Regions from separate parts of the Homo sapiens genome. Here all the other regions are linked to region 1. A link is a contact called in ENCODE Hi-C or POLR2A ChIA-PET data. All regions are on one chromosome and are shown on one strand. Each heading gives the region's core, a stretch centred on a gene start or an enhancer-like site at or near the end of the contact. The rest is flanking DNA. Distances are from core to core; before and after follow the strand shown.

Region 1 (3,281 bases), core at 283-2,782:
CCACCATACCCAGCTTATTGATTTGTTTATTGTAGAGACAGGGTCTCCCTGTGTTGCTCAGGCTGGTCTTGAACTCCTGGGCTCAAGCTGTCTCCCACCTGGGCCTCCCAAAGTGCTGGGATTACCAGCCTGAGCCACGGCGCCTGGCTTTATAGTTTGTAGGCAAATAGATTTGAGTGGAGTCAGGAAGTTTCATGACATCCACAAAAAGAAGAGTCAACAAAATGTATCACAGTTCAGCATGTTCTTTTTTTTTTTTTTTTTTTTTGAGAAGGAGTTTTGTTCTTGCTGCCCAGGCTGGAGGGCAATGGCATGATCTCGGCTCACCGCAACCTCTGCCTCCTGGATTCAAGAGATTCTCCTGCCTCAGCCTCCCGGGTAGCTGGGATTACAAGCATGTGCCACCACGCTAATTTTGTATTTTTAGTAGCGACAGGATTTCTCCATGTTGGTCAGGCTGGTCTTGAACTCCCGACCTCAGATGATCCGCCCGCCACGGCCTCCCAAAGTGCTGGGATTATAGGCGTGAGCCACCGCACCTGGCCCTGTTCAGCATTTTCTAGACGGGAGTAGGTAAGCGATGTCAGTTCCACATAAAGTCCTGAGGACAGTCCTGATTACCTGTGCTTGATCAAAATCATCTTTCCGGGGGAAACCACACTTGAAGCTCCCATGTTTCAAGCCAACTCTAGTGTGAATTAGTCTCTTAACGAGCTAGACTTACACAAACCAGTTAACAGATTCATTTCACTTTGTAGTCCTCGAGGGATTGTTCCTGCTCCACTGCACAGACGAAAGCAATCCACTGAGACCACGGTACTGCGGTAATAAGACTTTGGCCAGGTGCGGTGGCTCAAGCCTATAATCCCAACACTTTGGGAGGCCAAGGCAGGCAGATCACTTGAGGTCAGGAGTTTGAAACCAGCCTGACCAACATGGCGAAACCCCGTCTCTACTAAAACTACAAAAATTAGCCAGGCGTGGTGGCGGGTGCCTGTAATCCCAGCTACTCGGGAGGCTGAAGCAAGAGAATCGGTTGAACCCGGGAAGCGGAGGCTGCAGTGAGCCGAGATCGCGCCGCCACTGCGCCGCAGCCTGGGCGACAGAGCCAGACTCCGTCTCAAAATAAAAAAAAAAAAAAAGAAAAAAAGAAAAAAAATGTGGAGCTAGCCCCACGGGTTTAGGACCCTTGACTCCTCGTTAGATGCTTCCCAGTATTTCAGAGCATCCCTTTGTTGGGCCCCCGGAAGGTCGGTCCCCTACTAGTAACGTGGGGTGAACGGGGGTACGTCTGCCGTAAAGTGGGAGGCGGCTGATGGGGACAAAGGCTGGGTCCCGAAGAAGCGCAGGGTCAGAAAAGTGCCCCCCAAAGCCGTCCCTGCACCCGAACCCTAGGATGGCCTCGCGCAACCGCAGGGCCGTCGGCACTGGTTTACGACCTGGGCGGGGCGGCCCGGACACTCTATGCAAATCAGCCCGGCGGACTCCGGAAGCAGCGCTCCCTCCGCTTCCGGCCGAGCCCGCGCCCCCCAGACCCCGAGAGCTCGCAGCTCCGGCCCGGCGGCGATGGCGCGGAGCGTGCGCGTGCTGGTGGACATGGACGGCGTCCTGGCCGACTTCGAGGCCGGCCTCCTGCGGGGCTTCCGCCGCCGCTTCCCTGAGGAGCCGCACGTGCCGCTGGAGCAACGCCGCGGCTTCCTGGCCCGCGAGCAGTACCGCGCCCTGCGGCCCGACCTGGCGGTAGGGGGCGCAGGGTCCCCACCCGGGCAGGGCCCGCTCGCTCCGTTCCGGGGGTCTCCCCCTTCTCTGTGAAGGGCGCAGAGCTCTCACCCTGGAACCCGCGGGCAGCGCACCCTGGGGAGGAGCCTTTGGGCGCGTGCCCCTGACCGACGCCCCCTCCGCCCCTCTGAGCTCGGGCCCGGAGCCCCCAGGAGCCTCCCTGCGGGTCCTCGCGGGAACGGGAAGCCGGGACCCAGAACTCTTGTCTTTCAGGATAAAGTGGCCAGTGTGTACGAAGCCCCGGGCTTTTTCCTGGACCTGGAGCCCATCCCGGGAGCCTTGGACGCTGTGCGGGAGATGAACGACCTACCGGAGTAAGGAGAGAGGGGGGCGGGCGGAGTCCTGGGCGGGCTCCTGGCTCCCGGCGGTAACCGCGTCCTTCTCCGCAGCACGCAGGTCTTCATCTGCACCAGCCCCCTGCTGAAGTACCACCACTGTGTGGGTGAGAAGGTGTGGCTGCCCCGCCCCTACTCCGCACGTGGAGCTGCCTAAATCCTGATTTTAAAAAGAAACCACCAGAAACCCAGAAGGTGGGGGTGGGGGGCTCTCAAGGGCTTAGAGCCAAGTCCCTATCCCTGAATTCCGGCTTCCATCAGGCCCTACTCACAGACTGTGTTTTCTACACAGTACCGCTGGGTGGAGCAGCACCTGGGGCCCCAGTTCGTAGAACGAATTATCCTGACAAGGGACAAGACGGTGGTCTTGGGGGACCTGCTCATTGATGACAAGGACACAGTTCGAGGTTGGACCCGTTATCCTTGGCAGCCTCCAGGCCTCTGGCCTGCCCGGATTAGGGAGAGGGAGTAATAATACCCATGACAGATGGCAGCGCGCTGTCTTTCACTGTCCTAGGCCAGGAGGAGACCCCAAGCTGGGAGCACATCTTGTTCACCTGCTGCCACAATCGGCACCTGGTCCTGCCCCCGACAAGGAGACGGCTGCTCTCCTGGAGTGACAACTGGAGGGAGATCTTAGATAGCAAGCGCGGAGCTGCGCAGCGGGAATGAGCGGGGATGCCGCGGGCAGCAGCTGGAGCTAAAGGAAGGGCAGGCCCACAGGGGCCACCGCAGAGCCGAGTCGGGGCGGCATCGTGCTGGTGCCTCTGGCCCCGTGGAGTGGAGCAGGCAGATACCGTTAAGCGCTGTGCTACCGGGCCCCAGGCCCAGCCACCCGGTACCTCCCGAGAGGCTGTCCCTGGACCCTGGCTGGCATGGAAATACAGTGGGAAAACCAGTCGGGACCTTTAATAAAAGACCTTGGCTTTCTAGTCTTCTAGGACCCTTTATTTGGGAACATAAAGGGACAGGCTCCCTGAGCGGGTGCTGATGAGCCCTTCCCTCCCCTCTGAGTCCAGTGGTCCCCTAATCTGCCCCATTTCCATGCCCACGTGGGTACCATTTTTGTAGCACCTGCCATTCCTGGGCCATCTAAGGGGTCAGCCTTGAGGGGGTACACGAGAGGCAAGGACCCCCATTTTCCCTGAGCTCCACCTTTCCATCGGA
Region 2 (3,079 bases), core at 115-2,614, 560 kb before region 1:
CTTCCCCGCCAGCAGCGTTTTGAAATGCACAGGAAACACCTGTCTTGACTCGTATGAATCCACCCACTGGCCTTCAGGTAGAAATTCTCAGTTGGTTAAAGTAATGAGCTCATCCTGGATGTCTAGTCACCAGGCATCTGTCTACATCAGCCAGAGGGCATGGAACCCGCAGCCCAGAGACATGAGCAACAACACACAGCCAGAACAGGCTGAGGGCTTTTCACCCAGTTCCTAAGGAAGGTGAAAACAAAGCACCTCACCTAGGAAAGGAAGGCTGCTCCTGGGAGAAAAGACTAGGCCCACCTCTTCAGCCCCCTCATTCAATTCCAATCAAGACACAAGGAAAAACAGGCTGGGGGAGTTGGGAGGCTGAGGTGCGCAGATCACTTGAGGCCAGGAGTTTGGGACCAGCCTGGACAACATGGTAAAACCTCCTCTCCACTAAAAATACAAAAATTAGCCGGGCATGGTGGTGCATGCCTGTAATCCCAGCTACTTGAGAGGTGGAGGTTGCAGTGAGCCGAGATTGCGCCACTGCACTCCAGCCTGAAAGAGCAAGATTGTCTCCAAAAAAAAAAAAAAAAGATACAAGGAAAAACGAAAAGACAAAAACAAAAGCCAAGTTAGAAAACAGAAAGGAGGAAAGAGGAAGTATGGTTTAAACGCTGAGCTGGTGGAGGACACCAATCTGAGCCGAGGTCTCCTCCTCTGCCTGCACCCCTCATCCACCCAGACCCCACCTGAGACTAAAGGCCCAACAACCAGAGCAGGAGGCGGCTGCGGCACACTGGGCGCTGTCCCTGGAGAAGAATAGTGATCTCAACCTGCCAATTTGGTTTCTTAACCAACTGTGACTGAGACTTGGAAGATGCAACTGTAGGTCAGTGGCAGGGGCCTGGTTCTCAAGAATTACAGAACCTGGAATATGGTTCCTCCTGCAGAGAATACAAAAGTCCAGCCATTGATGAAGCTGACTGGAGCGCAGGAAGGAAGTAACAACAATATAGACCCACGAAACTGGACAAGCTGCCATTTGAGCTGGGAGGATTTACTCAGCAGAGAAGTACCAAGTCCTGAGTAAGAGAATGGAGGTTTATTTACAGCCAACAATGCTTCCTCAATCCTTCCTGGAACCGGCCCCACAAAGCTCCAGTGTCAAACTTGAGTTCCACAAAGGCAGCCGCCAGCATCTAGATCCCACCAAATCTAAACGTCATGTTTTCTTTCCAGCTTCGGGAGTAGCGGGCACAGAGAAAGCACTCTGAACAGGGGCACAGGGCAGCCAGCCCCGAGGCCACAGGCAAGAATGCTACAGACTGGGGGTTTCCTGTTGGGCAATGTAATCTTGCATCTTACAAGTACGTGGCAGCTAGGGAGGCAGATTAGTAAAATGACTCCTTTCAAACCTTTATTCTCTCAGACCTGGGACAGCCCATGGCCTGATGAGATCTCACTTCACGAGCACAATAGCTCCTTAAAAACAGATCCTCACTGTGGCCCACGAGCCTTGAGGATTCCCTGCTGCCCATTTCAGCCTCTTCCTCCCCTTTCTGCACCCAGGATCTTTGCAATGCCTGCTCCCTGAAATCACCTTCTCCCCACTCCTGCCTAGAAAGCCCCGTGTAGGCCTCAGCCCAGCCCAGGGAAGCCTTCCTCTACCCTCATGCTCACCTGGCCGATGAAGACAAACTACTCTACTCTGTGTACTCACAAAAATCACCAAGTCTAATAGTCAGCCTGGTCCACAGAAGGTGCTCAAGCACTGACCTCTCTCTGTCTCTCTCACACACACACACACACACACACACACACACACACACACCCCAAACACTGTCAGTTTGTCTTCTGTCAAGTTTAGGTTCCACACCTACCTTCAGCTGTTATGTTTTAACTTCAGACTCCCAGCCTGGTCAACTCCACAGTGAGTTTCATGTGTAGATTCACTAGAAATGTCAGACGGACAGGCAGCAGAAGAGCAGCTAACAAAAGGGCTAGGCTTGCAATAAAAGTCTGCCAAGGGGCAGGAGAAGGTGGGGAGGGGACACCAACGCTGAATTACAAAAAAATTTCAAACCCAATTCTTTGTTCATCTTTCTGCATCATCTTTTTTTTTTTTTTTTTCCTGAGACAGGGTCTCACTCTGTCACACAGGCTGGAGTACACTGGCGCAATCATAGCTCATTGCAGCCTTGACCTCCTGGGCTCAAGCAATTCTCTTGCCTCAGCCTCCCAAGTAGCTGGGATTACAGGCATGCACCACCATGGCTGGCTAATTTTTAAATTTTTTGTAGAGATGGGGTCTCACTATGTTGCCCAGGCTGCTCTTGAACTCGTAGGCTCAAGCAATCCTCCTGCCACAGCCTCCCAAAATGCTGGGATTACAGGTGTGAGCCACCACATCTGGCCCTGCATCCTCTTTCCGAACACTGGGCCTAATGCTCCTAAATCCTAAGACAAAAATAATTACTGTATAGTTAATTCATTTATTTTTTCCACAGATAATTTATTGAGCATGATTTATACACCAAGCAATGGGCCAAGCATTGAGGATAAAATATGAAAACTCAATCTAGGGGAATAAGTTTAGGTATTATGCTAAGCTCTTCAATTAAGAATCTCATTTTTCACAACAGTCCCATGAAACTGTGCTCTTAACCATCAGGCAATACAGCTGCTTCAGAACAACTGCTATGCCATCCTCCAGAAACCCTCTTGTGGAGGCATCAAAGTAATAGTCAAAACAAGGTTTTCTGAGATCAATGTGAGTCACTTCAGGTTGCCAAGAAAGCAACAATGCTGGATTACCTTTATAAAATACCTCCAAGTTCCAGAATAAAATGATGTTGGTTTGACAGAGACATGGTTGGGGGCTAGGAGTGAGAGCTGTCAACAGCTCAGCAAAGCCTCCAAACCCAATGCTGCATGGGAACATCCCACCCCAGAGGCCAGATGCCAGCCACCCCCACTGGAGAGCCCTGGAGAAAGCCCATTGCTAGCACATTTCCTTTAGTTGTATCCTGTCGGCCAGGACTGAGCCACTGCCGTGGGCACACTGCCTGCCTGGGAATGGAAACACTCA
Region 3 (3,190 bases), core at 592-3,091, 540 kb before region 1:
TTGCGCCCAGGAGTTCAAGACTGTAGTGAACTATCTATGATCACACCACTGCACTCCAATCTGGACAGCAGAGTGAGACCCTATCTCAAAAAAAAAAAAGAAAAGAAAAAGCAGGTGAAAACGAATTTTCCTTTCTTATCTTGTTAATAAACTGAGAAGACTTAAATGAGCCCCAACCAAGATTAAAAATAATGCAGAGTTGACTGTAGATATAAATGATACACCAGTTAGGATGAATGCCTGCTATAAATGGAGTAAATCATTTAAACAGGGAAAAATCAACATAAAACACCCATTGATATCTGGGTTAAATAAAATAATCCACTATCTTTTCCCCCAAATTTCAATTCAAAGATTAATAAAAAATGATCCATGTGAAAATACATTTTCAAACAGATCTGATATCCAATCCAGTTTCTTCCACTAATACTAAAACAAAACGGGAGAGCAAGGGATGGAGCTAACCATGAAATGGAACACTGTTGGCACAGTTCCAAAATCTGACAAATGAAATTGTGCTTTCAGTAGCTCTGGATCTGGGAGATTTACCTACCGACTGTCTACTGTTCTCATCTTCTTCTTCTTCATAACCATCTTCATCACCCCCTAGACGAGAAAAGTCATCCTCCCCATAGGCATCAGATACCAATCCGCCTTTCTCCTCTGAAAGGTTAAAAAACAAACAAACAAACAAAAAGCAAGAAAAAAAAAACAAGAGTTACAATGTAAGAAAAAATGTCCAGAGATTTGAGTGGCCAAGACTATCTCTGAAGATACAAAGGGAACCTAAATCTCATGTTAAGTTACAATAGGCCCAGATTCGGCTCTCTGAGAAGGCCAGCATTTACTGAATAAAATCATTAAAAGGTCAGGGAACAAAACCGAGTACTAAATTCTGTTTCTAATGCTATAAACACTAGATAAACACTAAAGTGTTTATAGGAAACCATCAGAGAACTTTCTGACTGGAAGAGACCACACAAAATCACAAAACATGGAAGTACCTAACCTAATCCAATCCCCTTCACTTTCCAGATGAGGAAGCTAAGGTCCTGATATGTTGTTAGGTAACTTGTTCTTTATTCTCCCAAAGGAATCTGTTTCCATTATCTAACATTGTGCTTCTCAACCTGAGGAGGAGAACATCACCGTTAGGCTTTAAAAACTCACAAAATAAGAAAAATCACCTGGGATCCTTAAAAAGTTCACAAATGCCCACATCCTACCCCAGTTCTACCGAATTAGGTTCTCTCACTTTGGGCATCAGATACGTTTGTTTTTAAAAGCTCCAAGATGTGTTTAGGGCACATTCCTAACTAAAAGTTATAAAGTTAACGAACACAATCTTTACCATCTTCCACGTATGTTTTACTTATCGCTCTCCCTCATCAAACAACGAGCCCAGGGGAAACAGGCAGTGGCTGAGCAGCCGCTCCCTCTTCGTCCATCCCTCTGTCTATCACTATAGCCGGCACGGAGTCTTTCAGTAAGTTTAGGCAAATTAATCGAAATAACGGGAAGGAGATTCTTCATTCTTAGTCCACAGTCTCTAATGCTCTATCTCACCCCGGACCCTGGACCATTCTTCGGGGTCCGGTGCTTGGAGCACAATGACCATCTTGTTCCCTCCCGCCCAGCGAGGGTACAGCATTCCGGGCAGACACCCGATTCCCCCTTCCAGCTTCGCACTTGGGCCTTACCAGCCGCGCTGCCCACCGCCTCGATTCCAGCCTCGCCATCAGACTCGGGCTCTGAATCTTCCGCGTAAACTGCGAGAGACGACAGAACATTCTTCTTCCCCGCCATCTTATTCCCACAGCCCGGGCGTGGCTCACTCCTATGACTCAAGACGCCGACTTCCGGGCGGAAAGGCAGGTTCTTTCGGATCCCAGGAGACCCCCGCGCCACACTGGAAACCAATCAAAACGGCAGTTTCCTGCGCCTGGCTCCGCCCTCATGCCAGCGCTCGCGCTACGTCATCACTGCGCGACGGATATAAGATTGCGTGGGTTCTGCCTAAAGCTGAATTCCCAGCGCTTTGGCTTCTCTGAGTTGGGGTTGTGTATAGGGGTCTTCGAACAGTTCCGGAACCAGCCAGCAGCCTTTAATTCTTGGGCGGACCACGGCCGGTTCTGATATCTTAGGGTGAAGAGAGGGAGGTGTCGGCCAGCCAAGAGAGAAAATTGCGGATCTTGGGCTCAGGAAGACGGGAGAAGGGGTTCGGGGTCCCGGGGTGGAAGAACGGTCGTCGTGGTTGCGCTTATAGAAGTAGGAGCAGGTGGTGGATCTTAGGAAAACGGTTCCCCGTTCTCCAAGCTGTTCTGAAGACATTTATGTTTCTTCTCTTGATCTGATTTCTAGCTCTGTGCTATACCGTGGCCTGGAATAGTTCAATGTTTTCATTTTCATTGAGCGTAAAAGTGGAGATGTTAATTACTGAGGAATGTATTGCTTGAGGCAGTTCACCTTCAGCTTTATTACTTAAAAATAATACATTATTTAAGTGTAATATAGCAAATTGTTACAGAAAAATAATCTGTATTTTTAATGCAAAACAGAGGGTTCTCGTGGCAACCTTTTACTACCTTTGCCTTAACCTTTGGCCACTGTTCTTGGCTAAGATGAGCAGCCACCATACCACCTTTCCTTTTGACCCTGAGCGGCGAGTCCGGAGTACGCTGAAGAAGGTCTTTGGGTTTGACTCTTTTAAGACGCCTTTACAGGAGAGTGCGACCATGGCTGTAGTAAAAGGTAACATTACCAAGCTACCTTCCTTTAAATTTATGCTGGCTATACCATAACGCTGCGGCAGAACACCCTCCTCCTCACCCTTCGTACTGCCTCACCTTTGGTCCATAACTGGATTTGGAAATCTTTAGAGTTGTCAAAGCTTGTAGTTTCGTTTATTTGTTTTAATTAGAGATGGGGTCTTGGCATGTTGCTCAGGCTGGTCTCCAAATCCTGGGCTCAGGCAATCCTCCCACCTCGGCCTCCCAAGGTGCTGGGATTACAAGCATGAGCCACCACGCCCGGCCCAAAGCTTGTAGTTTTAGTGGCAGAACCACCCAGCTGGTCTATATTTCATAGCTAGATTTACACATGGTCTTTGAAAACACTTCAGATTCTCATTATTGTTCGTTTGTACACACAAACGAACAGCAACAGTGAGGGTGGTAGGAATAACTTAACT
Region 4 (3,124 bases), core at 542-3,041, 720 kb before region 1:
CAATCTCAGATCACTGCAAGCTCTGCCTCCCGGGTTCACGCCATTCTCCTGCCTCAGCCTCCCAAGTAGCTGGGACTACAGCCGCCCGCCACCACGTCCGGCTAATTTTTTTTTTTTTTTTGTATTTTTAATAAGGGGTTTCACTCTGTTAGCCAGGATGGTCTCGATCTCCTGACCTCGTGATCCGCCCGCCTCGGCCTCCCAGAGTGCTGGGATTACAGGCGTGAGCCACGCGCCCGGCCTAAATTTATATTTTAAACGCACATAGGAAAAAAAAATTAAACAGTACCAAAGAGTACAATGCATACTGACATACCGAGTCACCAATCCACCCCAAATTCCTAGACCCATGTCTCAAAAATGCCACAGACATTTTCTGATGGATCTTTGCAAAAATTTTCTATCTAGATCCTATTTTTTATACAAATACAACTATATGTATACAGCATTCTGTGCTTAATAACCCTTGATGATCTTCCCATATCAGCACATAGTCTGACTTAATTCTTTTTAAAGACTGCAGAGATTGCAGGCGCCAAAATACATCTAACCATTGGGGCAGATTTCATTATGACTATCCTTAACCCACTGTACTTGTCCCGCAAGGTCCAACCTGGTATTGCACAGGACCTCACAGAACGCTGCTGTTTCCTGATCTTTTCTAGTGAGGCAGCTTTGTTTCTTCACATAGGAGACCTCCCTGGAAAGCGAAGTCAAGCAGGTGGATCTAGAGGTTGGCCACCACAGTCAGGAAAGCAGCTGTCTACTGAAAAGCAAACTCTAATTCCTTAACATTAACGAGTACCGGAACTACCACGTGGGAAGTGCAGCCCCCTCTCTCCGCCTCACGGATTCAGCTCGGAGGTGCAGGGGTTTGGTGGGGGGCGGTTAGGGAATGACAGCTGCCCCGTGGAGGACGCCCAGGGCTGGGTCACGAGCTGACAGGAGTCAGCCTTATTCTGTAAATCCTAGTTATCAGGATGCCGGTTTCGCGCCGTGCCCAGTCCCACTCAGCCTTCAGTCTTCCGGCCGGGACCCCGCTGGGCGCTAAGGGGGGAGCGGCGCCACCGCGAGGCCGGAGAGGGGGCTGCGAGGGGCGCCCGGCCGGCCTGCGAACGTGGTGGGAGCCAGGCGGGGCACACGGCCTCCCCTTCCCATGAGGGACTCTCCCCGCCCCCCGGGCTCAGCGCTGGGAGTGGTGAGATGGATGGCGGGGTGATCCGACGCCGCCAGCCCACCGCGTCCCCAAGAGCCGGGGCCTCCGGCTCAGCTAAACGCCCCAGAGTCACGCATGCGCCCCATAAACGTCTGCTGAGTGAACGAAAGCTCCCCATCCACAAGGGGACAGCTCGGCGCTCCCACGCCATGTCCAGGTCGCATTCGACCAGCAGGACTTCCCTTAACGCGCTGCCGGAGTCCCCAAGATCGCGCCCCTGCCAGGAGCGGAACTGTTTATTTCCGTCCGGCTGAAGAGGCGGGGTGGGGATGGCACAAGCCGATTGGTTACGCAAAATGTGGAACCAATTCAGGCCTATGATCCAGGAGACTACAAGTTCCAGAATGCATCCTTCCTCCAGCATAGGGACAGGCCGAGGCTGCGGGGGCGTTGCCTGCTGGGAATTGTAGTCTTCATCTTGTTTGTTGCGCAGGAGGAACTGGAAGGAGGGAGTAAACTATTACCACGTGACGTTCGGGTCAGGTGTTTGGGCCAGCCTCCGCACTCGAGCTTTGATTGGCTGACTCTAATAAGAAGACGCCACTAGGGGCGGGGCGAAGAGGGGCGCAAGCTCATTGCGTTTTGAGTCTCGGGACCCCTGTTGGAGAGACTATGGCGCTCAACAAGAATCACTCGGAGGGCGGCGGAGTGATCGTCAATAACACCGAGAGGTGAAAACACTGCGGAAGGATCCTGGAGGACCAAAGTTCGGGTGTCGAGGAAGTGGGCGGTGGGTGGTGGGTGGTGGGGAATAAGCCCCTGAAGAGGGAGCACTGATGGAGTGAGGTTGGTGGGGAACGGCTGGGGGCGGGGTTGGAGGAAGGTGGGTGGGCCGTGGGGGAGAGCCCGGGAGGTTGTGATCAGCTGGGAGGCGGGGGTGGGACGTCTGCATGGGGACCTGGTATGGGGCCCCCGGTGGGGCCTAGGGGTGATTCTTGAACCCCTTCCCAGACTTGTGATTTCAGTAGCTGGGAGGAGCCCCAAACAAAAATAATTGTCACTTATTGGATGTCTACAACGTTACTACGTGTCAGGCTCTGCGCCTTTTCTACCTTATTTAATAAATTCTGTGCAGTATAATCTACTACTGTCCACATTTCACAGGTAGGGAAAGTGGAGGGCAGAAAGGTTAAGTAACTTGCCCGAGATCGCAACTGTGTAAGTAACAGAGGTGGTAATTCCAGGAAAGGAGTCTTGACTCCAAAGTTAATAGGATTAACCACCAGCATACAGGCTTCCAGTATGTTCCAGAACTGTTCAGGTTCCCGGTAAAAAACTGAGGTCCCAGAGGTGAAATTAAACAGATGACGTTTGTCAGGTGTCTAACAGTTCCTGGCACTGTGTGGGTCCGTAGTCATTCCCTTGCCTCTCTCTTGAATGCCTGTTGGTTTGGGTCACCTCGGAAGGCAGAGCTCTCCTAATTCAAGGTTCTTTCCACTCCATCCTCCCCACCCCTTGCTCATTGCATCCTGTCTCTCCTCCAGTCTCTGCCAAGAGAAGCCTTAAATGGCCTCTGTCTCCTTTTGTTCCTTGGGTATTGAAAATCAGACCAGCCAGCCCTGGGTTGAACTATGCCGACCCTGAATTGCCTCTTGAAGGCAGAAGGAGCTTAGGAGGCACCTGAGTCCCCAAAGGAGACATCGTGGAGTCAGAGCCCTGTACCCAGCTAAGGCCAGCATCCAGCTGCCCTGTGACTTGGGAATGTTTGATGAGTCAGAGGAAAATGCCTAGAGTGACCCAGCATGCTCACTTTCCCTCTATCTTACCCGCTCAGAGTTTCATGGGCCCAGCCTGTTGCTGGTAATTCCTTCTTTTCTCTGAGCAGTACTTCTCTTCTCTTTTTTTTTTTTTTTTTTTTTTTTTTTTAGATGGAGGCTTGCTCTGTCGCCCAGGCTGGAGTGCAGTGGC

The links. A loop is a pair of places that touch in the nucleus more often than their neighbours do. ChIA-PET counts read pairs that join two places held with the same protein, here RNA polymerase II (POLR2A). Pooled maps may share reads with other maps.
Region 2: a pooled map shows a loop between it and region 1 (2.6-fold over the local background). The contact joins the enhancer-like site here to the promoter of NT5C in region 1. A Hi-C loop is called at or near these places in 1 of 50 pooled maps. POLR2A ChIA-PET finds 5 or more read pairs at or near these places in 3 of 52 experiments (HepG2, T-cell and activated B cell).
Region 3: a loop to region 1 is called in a pooled map, with 4 times the contacts of the local background. The contact joins the promoter of SAP30BP here to the promoter of NT5C in region 1. A Hi-C loop is called at or near these places in 2 of 50 pooled maps. POLR2A ChIA-PET finds 5 or more read pairs at or near these places in 2 of 52 experiments (GM10248 and T-cell).
Region 4: a pooled map shows a loop between it and region 1 (3-fold over the local background). The contact joins the promoter of WBP2 here to the promoter of NT5C in region 1. A Hi-C loop is called at or near these places in 1 of 50 pooled maps. POLR2A ChIA-PET finds 5 or more read pairs at or near these places in 4 of 52 experiments (GM10248, HEK293, MCF 10A and 1 more).

Annotation. Positions count from the first base shown.
Region 1 is chr17:75,129,993-75,133,273 of GRCh38, reverse strand. NT5C (5', 3'-nucleotidase, cytosolic) reads left to right here and starts at 1,532. Exons shown (of 5, transcript NM_014595.3): 1 at 1,532-1,740; 2 at 1,993-2,093; 3 at 2,169-2,229; 4 at 2,407-2,521; 5 at 2,632-3,046. The coding sequence starts at 1,567. The coding sequence ends at 2,786. It overlaps ARMC7 (armadillo repeat containing 7), which reads right to left. Exons shown (of 3, transcript NM_024585.4): 3 at 3,002-3,281. RefSeq lists silencers at 1,370-1,939, 2,309-2,513 and an enhancer at 2,550-2,639.
Region 2 is chr17:75,686,661-75,689,739 of GRCh38, reverse strand. The region is part of intron 3 of SAP30BP (SAP30 binding protein); the gene reads right to left. Among named protein-coding and RNA genes, the nearest start is that of SAP30BP-AS1, 3.4 kb to the right of the region's middle. RefSeq lists enhancers at 604-1,103, 1,104-1,605. Within about 2 kb of position 1,364, at least 14 of the 41 ENCODE cell types and tissues checked have a DNase peak (open chromatin) inside an H3K27ac peak, as active enhancers do.
Region 3 is chr17:75,665,989-75,669,178 of GRCh38, reverse strand. It overlaps SAP30BP (SAP30 binding protein), which reads right to left and starts at 1,841. Exons shown (of 11, transcript NM_013260.8): 1 at 1,701-1,841; 2 at 554-663. The coding sequence starts at 1,806. RECQL5 (RecQ like helicase 5) reads left to right here and starts at 2,025. Exons shown (of 20, transcript NM_004259.7): 1 at 2,025-2,135; 2 at 2,608-2,751. The coding sequence starts at 2,622. RefSeq lists enhancers at 1,600-1,849, 2,020-2,119, 1,701-2,900.
Region 4 is chr17:75,854,002-75,857,125 of GRCh38, reverse strand. WBP2 (WW domain binding protein 2) reads left to right here and starts at 1,791. Exons shown (of 8, transcript NM_012478.4): 1 at 1,791-1,887. The coding sequence starts at 1,829. RefSeq lists enhancers at 172-967, 1,576-1,705 and a silencer at 1,036-1,205.